Regions from separate parts of the Homo sapiens genome. Here region 1 is linked to region 2. The links are chromatin contacts, found by Hi-C in ENCODE. All regions are on one chromosome and are shown on one strand. Each heading gives the region's core, a stretch centred on a gene start or an enhancer-like site at or near the end of the contact. The rest is flanking DNA. Distances are from core to core; before and after follow the strand shown. Region 1 holds the start of TMED7-TICAM2 (TMED7-TICAM2 readthrough). Region 2 holds the start of MAN2A1 (mannosidase alpha class 2A member 1).

Region 1 (2,925 bases), core at 229-2,728, 5.9 Mb after region 2:
CTGATGGCTTCCTACACTTTCAGGAAAAACAAATCCTTAACATGGTCAGCAAGACACTATCTGGCCTGCCCCTGCTGACCCCCTTGCTCTGGCTCCTTATTCCCAACCATATTGGACCTCTCTCTATGGCCCTGAAATTCTCAGTGTTCACTACTACCACAGGCTATTCCCCCTCCTCCCTTACCAAGGTGTTTATAGCTCATCCTTTAAAGTTCAGCTTAAAATAATTTTCCAAAGGAAGTCTTCCTTCATGGATCCTACTTACTGCTCTTAAGGCACAGTTCTGATGAATGAGCAGATACCAGTTAAGAAAAGCAGGGTGAGAGGGGAATCATGAATGATGGCAGTGACCCTATCTGTTTCGACCACTTCTGTACCACTGGCACCTAGTATTCAATAGCTACTCAAATGTTAAATGCGCCTACCAACCAAAATTGAAGCTCAGTAAAGACTGTTCTAACCAACCGAATAAACCACATTCTGTTAAAGTTTCTTTTTTATATAATCCCAAATATCAGAAGGGGCCTCTCATTTATCACAGCAATTCTTTCTACAACTCCCTTGGCAAATGGCCGTTCAACCTGTAATGGAGCTCTTCCAATGACAAGGACCGTATTAACCAACAGTCCTAATATTGGTAAAACTGAAAAGCAATGAAGTTAGACATTGGCAGCACTCCAAATCCAATTAAATTGGAGGTGTGGATTAGAGAGTAGAGGGTTGACACTGGGTACTACAGAGTATAAATGATTTTCTTTAAGGGAATCTTTTAAGGAAGAAAGTTCAATAGGCCTTAAAAATGAGATGGAAAGAAATGCTAAAGGGAGCATTTCTGGAATTCATATATTTTAACACCCGGTCTTAACATCTCTCACCCAAGGTTTATTAGAGGAAAGTCAAATGCTGGGCATCAGCTACCTAGAAGCGATTTTTGAATTAGCCTAAGAACGGGGAAACACGGACAGGAAAGTGCCATCCCTCAAGTTACACCCCCAATCCTGGAGCCGCGAGTTGGGGCCCAGGGACTGCTAGGCCCCTGATACCTGGAACTCCAGGGTGCACTTGGTGCCCTGAGCGATGTCCTCGTAGAAGCACTGCTTGGCGTTGTCAGGAAGCTCGAAGGTGATCTCAGAGGCGCCGCCGGGTCCAGGCACCAGTAGCAGCAGTGCGAGCAGCCTGCACCCCCAACGGCCCGCGACGGCCGCCCAGCGCTGCGCGGACCCCGGCCGCGGCATCCCGAGAAGGCGGCGGCGGCCTCAACCGAGCTGCGAGACGCAGGGTCAGGTCTGCGCGGACTCACCGCGCGCGGCAGGCCTCAGCGCAGGCCACCCCGCAAAGATACACAGCAGAGCAGGTTCACGCCTGTGGGAGATTCGGGATCAGAGCGACCCTCCGGCTTCCTGTGAGGGGCGCAGACGGGCGGACCTGGGGAGGTAAAAGAGAAGCGGAAAAGGCCTGAGAGGGTCGGAAGTGGGGATTAGCCTTTCGGGGGGTGAAGGGGCGGAGCCTGAGACACCGGCTCCCGTGACCCGGATGCGTTCTTCTCCGGGAACACGCGTTGGAGTGCGTACGTGGAAGCCCGCGAGGCGTTGGCTCTGCCTCCGTTGCAGCCTGGGACGAGGGGCGGGGCCAGAGTCGTGGGCGGAGAGGGGCGAGACCAGGAAACGGGGCGTGGCGGCCGCCGTGGTTACAGGCGGTTGGCGAGGGTAATTACGCTCCAATCACTGGCTTTTTTTGTTGTTTTTTTTTTTTTTTTTTTGAGACAAGAGTCTCGCCCTGTCACCCAGGCTGGAGTGCAGTGGCGCGATCTGCGCTCACTGCAACCTCCGCTGGGAACTTAGCGCTGGGGAGCATCTAGGGAGTGGTAAAGGGCTCATTTTGCCCTAGGGTGCTAATCGTTGGTGGTAGAGCGCTTTGCAATTTGCGGAGTTTTCTCATAAGTAATAATAAATATTTGGGGGAAGCAGCTGGGCAAGGAGCGCGAATTCTAAGAGCAGACTGCAGGAGTGCTTAATCCCTGCTTTGCCACGTACTGGCTGTGTGACGTCCGGCCACTTGCTTAAATTCTCTGCCTCAGTGTGTATCTGTAGAATGGAGATAATAGCACCTACCATAGAGAATTATTACAAAGTACCAATATTTGGAAAAAGTACCTAGAAGTGGTTGGTACATAGCAAGCACTAGATGAACTTTTGTTAAATTAAACGTCACAGTGCAATCAATACATTACATACCACAAGATAGGCAAAAATTTTAAGTGTAACAATAACAGATATTGGTCGACTTATAGAGCCACAAAACCTCTTATACACTGCTAGTGAAAAAGTAAATTGGTTAATCAAGTTGGAAAACAATGTGCCATTATCTAATAAAGTAGAATATATGTATACACACACAGAACACACACACCTATATACAGTGTGTGTGTGTGTGTGTGTATATATGTATATATATATATATATATATAGCCTGGAATATGTAGCCACAGCCTGGAAATTCCATTTTACATATATTTATGGAGTATATGCTTTAGAGCAGTGGTTCTCAAGTGTTGCTCTGAAGTCCCCAGAAGCCTCCTGAAACCCTTTCAGAGGGTATGTAATGATCTGTATGAAGCTGGATTTTCATTATATATTTCAACCAAAACAGCATAACAGATTGAATATCAAAGGAAATGAGCACCCAGCTTCTTCCTTAAATCTAGATATGAAAGATTTACAAAAATAAGGTCACTCTTCTTGCTAAATTTTTATTTCGAAAATATTTTTATTAAAAGATGTGTTATTTATGTAAATGTGTGCAGTGAGTTGAATTGTGTCCCCCTAAAAAATACATGTCCAAGTTTCAACCCCTCCACCCCTGTGAATATGATTTTATTTGGAAATAGGGCTTTTGCAGATGTAATTAAGTTAAGGCCCTCAAGAT
Region 2 (3,235 bases), core at 736-3,235:
TAACTCTGAGAGTTAAAAAACCTGTGCTTGTCATTTCTCTTTATAACCACTCAAAAGCACGCAAAAGAATCCATCCCACACCAGTCTTTCTAGTCATCTTTATAACCATAGCAGTCAAGTGTAGCAGCCACTTGGGGCCCCAAGGCACAGGCTTCAGTTGGCACTTCATCAGGATCAACCACAGGTAATTGCTTAATTGAGATGCCCAGCATGTCATGAATTACATTTCCCTTTGGCAAGGAGCTAAAGCTCAAAACCTCAATCAAACTGACCTTTAATCCCATCTTTGCAGGTCTATTTCTTGGGACTACTCCCGGGACAGGGAAGGCTTAATAAAAAGAATTGTTAACTATAATAGAGGATTAGAGTAATGAAGGATTCACTAGCAAGAAGAGAACTTTAAAGAATATAGCAACAGCAGCTATAAGGAGCTAACCTTATAACTAACTCTTGGGTTGAGAGACAGAGTGCCCAATGAAGAACCTCCCCAATTCCTCCCAGGGCTAAGATCTAGACGTTTTTGGAGAGGGCATGACCTGGCTCACTGAATGGCAGAGAAGTCACCATTGGGCTACGTCTGCAAAGCTTGTGGAAGATGTGCCCTCTGCAACTTGCTGCAAATGCCTCTAGGGTGCCAGGGAAGTTATTCATGGGGTAGTGTCTCACCTCCTCTACAAAGCTCCTAGAGTTGGGCATGTGAGAGGAAATTGCTAGTTACTGAGCACTATAGGACCTTGGCAGTGGAGAAAGCCAGGTATGCTGCAAAAGCTTATCAATACACAGAAATCAGGAAGCAAAATCCTTTTTTTCTGTAATGTCTCTTCAGCGCCCTCTGCTGATAAAGCTTCAGTCCCAGAAGGCAAACGAAAAACTGTTTAAAAGGCTCAGATCCGTTTTTACAGTGCAGTCAAAAAGGGCGAATTTGGAGCTGAGAGGCAATAAATCAATAACTGGCAGAAGCATCACTTCTCAGATTACACTCATGGATTTCGTAGTCAGATGTTTCTACATGTGCCTGGACGGCCCTTTGTCAGTCTCCTTTCCCCCAGGTTTTAACAGGCTGTCACCAAAGGAGGAAATAGTGAGCCCGAAGAGAATGTGCAAGCCCTCTTCTCTTGCATTTCCTCCAGCCCGTCACCAAGTACTCTTCCAGGCACGCCAGGCCCGAGTGTCCTAGGATAGGAAACCTGAGCAACAAAGGGAAGTGGGGTGTAAGCTCAACCCCTGTTGGACGTGGGGGTGCTGGCGCCTGAACGCCCCCGAAGGCCTCAACTCCCAGAAAGCTGCCTGCCAGGTCACAAGAGCCCTGTGAGGTCTTCCTATCGCCGGGACACTGGGAGGCAGGCGCGGGGCGGGTCCGCCGGGCGACGCGCTGTGATTGGGCGCCGTGGGGCCCGCCCCCTCATCTCGGAGCGTCGGGAGGGGGCGGGGCCAGCCGCCCGCTCGGCTCAGGCGCTGCGGGCGCCTATTGACCCAGCGGCTGCTGCGCCGCCGCTGTCTCCTCCTGCTCGTGGCGGGCGGTGCTGGAGCGCCAAGTGGCGCTGGAGAACCGGCGCTTCCTTTCGCCGCTTCCGCCGCCATCTCCGCGTTTGTGGGGCGGGAAAGAGGGAGGGGGCTAGCGGCTGCAGCTGGAGCGGGCTTCTCTCCGGGGACGGTCCTTTCCTCCCTGCTCTCCTTTTCCTTCTTTCCGCGTTGCCGCCGCCCGCCCCCTGCGCCTCCCCGCGGAGCCTGGGTCCGGGAGGGGGAAGGTAGGGGCGGCGGGGGGCGGGAGAGTCTGGCGAGCGGACGCTAGCTCTGAGGAAACTCATCAATCCGTGAGCCCCGGAGTCCGGGGTGCACATCGGCCCAGCCGCAGCGTCGGCGGCGGCGGCGGCAGCAGCACGAAGGGGCTCAGTCGGGGTAGGCGGGGGCGGTGCCGGTGCCGCGGGGGCGGGCCCGACCGTCCCGCCCAGAAGTTGTAGGGCTTGGCTCCTCGCGATCTTGTTCCTTTCCCCTCCGCTTCTCTGACCTAGCTGCGCGGCCCCGGCCCGGGAGCTGCCGAACCCGCGCCTCCCCTGGGTGAGGAGGACACGCCTGCCCTCGTCGAGAAAACTTTTCCTGCCGACTCAGTTGGGGCGGCGGTGGCAGGAAGTGCGGGCAGCGACCTCTCCTCCGCCTGCCCCGCGCGCCCTGCCGGAGGTCGGCGCTGAGCTTGCGATCAAGTTTGTGGGGGCCCCCCTTCCCAGTTGCCGGCGAGTCTCGCCTCGAGAGGGGCGCCCGACCCCGGGGAGGGCGGCAGGCCAGGGCGAAGGCCAAGGGCGTGTGGTGGCGCCGGAGACTAGGTGCGGAGCAAGGCGGGGACTCGCACCCGCATCCGAGAGCGCGGAGGTCGCGCAGCCCGGGAGAAGGGAGCCTCCGGCGGCTGCTTCCTAGAGTCCACAGTGCGCTGTCTCCTTTGGCTGAGGAGAGTGTCCTGGCCCCGAGTCTATCGAGGAAAATGAAGTTAAGCCGCCAGTTCACCGTGTTCGGCAGTGCGATCTTCTGTGTGGTGATTTTCTCGCTCTACCTGATGCTGGACCGGGGTCACTTAGACTACCCCAGGAACCCGCGCCGCGAGGGCTCCTTCCCTCAGGTAAGCACCTGGGAAGGGGGCGCGGGGCTCCGAGGGGCCAGGCGTGCGGGCCCCTGGTTAGCGGCTGCTACCCAACCTCTTCCTCCCGCCGCGGCCCCACACCCGTGCTGGGCGAGGCCAGGGGCTCTGTAGCTCTCGGACGGCAATGATCACCTCCTGGGAGCCACCTCGCCCGGGCGCGCCAAGTTAACAAAGTGCTGGGCGGCGTGCGGCGGCGGCGGCGGCATCATCCCGCTCAGGAAAGTGGCCATGTTCCGGCATTCGCACCCGGCCTGTTGGGGTGGCTTCGGGCACCTGCTGGCGGGGGAACGGGCGCGGCGTGAGGCACCCCCCGCCAGCCCGGGGCCCGCGTATCCCGGTGGGGTCGTTCTCGGCTCTCACAGGGTTAAGCCGCCCGCACCAGCCCAGAGCCCCTGAGCGCACGGAGTCGCGGAAATGGATCAAACCGAACCCACCTAGGCTTTTTTTTCTTTTTCTTCCCCGCTGCCTCTGAAGAGAGAGAAGTTTATTTCGTGTTGCGGCCCTTTTAGATGTGAATCTCTAGGTTGATTTTAGTGTCGTCATTCTTCAGCTATTACATCTGGTTTGTTTGTGGCAGACAGGGGGAACCGAGTGGGGAAGCGC

What was found. A loop is a pair of places that touch in the nucleus more often than their neighbours do. Pooled maps may share reads with other maps.
Region 1: a map of B cell shows a loop between it and region 2 (10-fold over the local background). The contact joins the promoter of TMED7-TICAM2 here to the promoter of MAN2A1 in region 2. A Hi-C loop is called at or near these places in 2 of 168 maps with a recorded cell type or tissue (B cell and CD8-positive, alpha-beta T cell) and 8 of 50 pooled maps.

Annotation. Positions count from the first base shown.
Region 1 is chr5:115,624,558-115,627,482 of GRCh38, forward strand. TMED7-TICAM2 (TMED7-TICAM2 readthrough) reads right to left here and starts at 1,479. Exons shown (of 4, transcript NM_001164469.4): 1 at 1,044-1,479. The coding sequence starts at 1,235. TMED7 (transmembrane p24 trafficking protein 7) reads right to left here and starts at 1,479. Exons shown (of 3, transcript NM_181836.6): 1 at 1,044-1,479. The coding sequence starts at 1,235. RefSeq lists a silencer at 1,135-1,204 and an enhancer at 1,375-1,544.
Region 2 is chr5:109,687,942-109,691,176 of GRCh38, forward strand. It overlaps MAN2A1 (mannosidase alpha class 2A member 1), which reads left to right and starts at 1,986. Exons shown (of 22, transcript NM_002372.4): 1 at 1,986-2,611. The coding sequence starts at 2,477. MAN2A1-DT (MAN2A1 divergent transcript) reads right to left here and starts at 3,158. Exons shown (of 1, transcript NR_186543.1): 1 at 1-3,158. RefSeq lists enhancers at 642-1,310, 1,070-1,169 and silencers at 1,280-1,569, 1,580-2,099, 2,130-2,339, 2,750-2,849.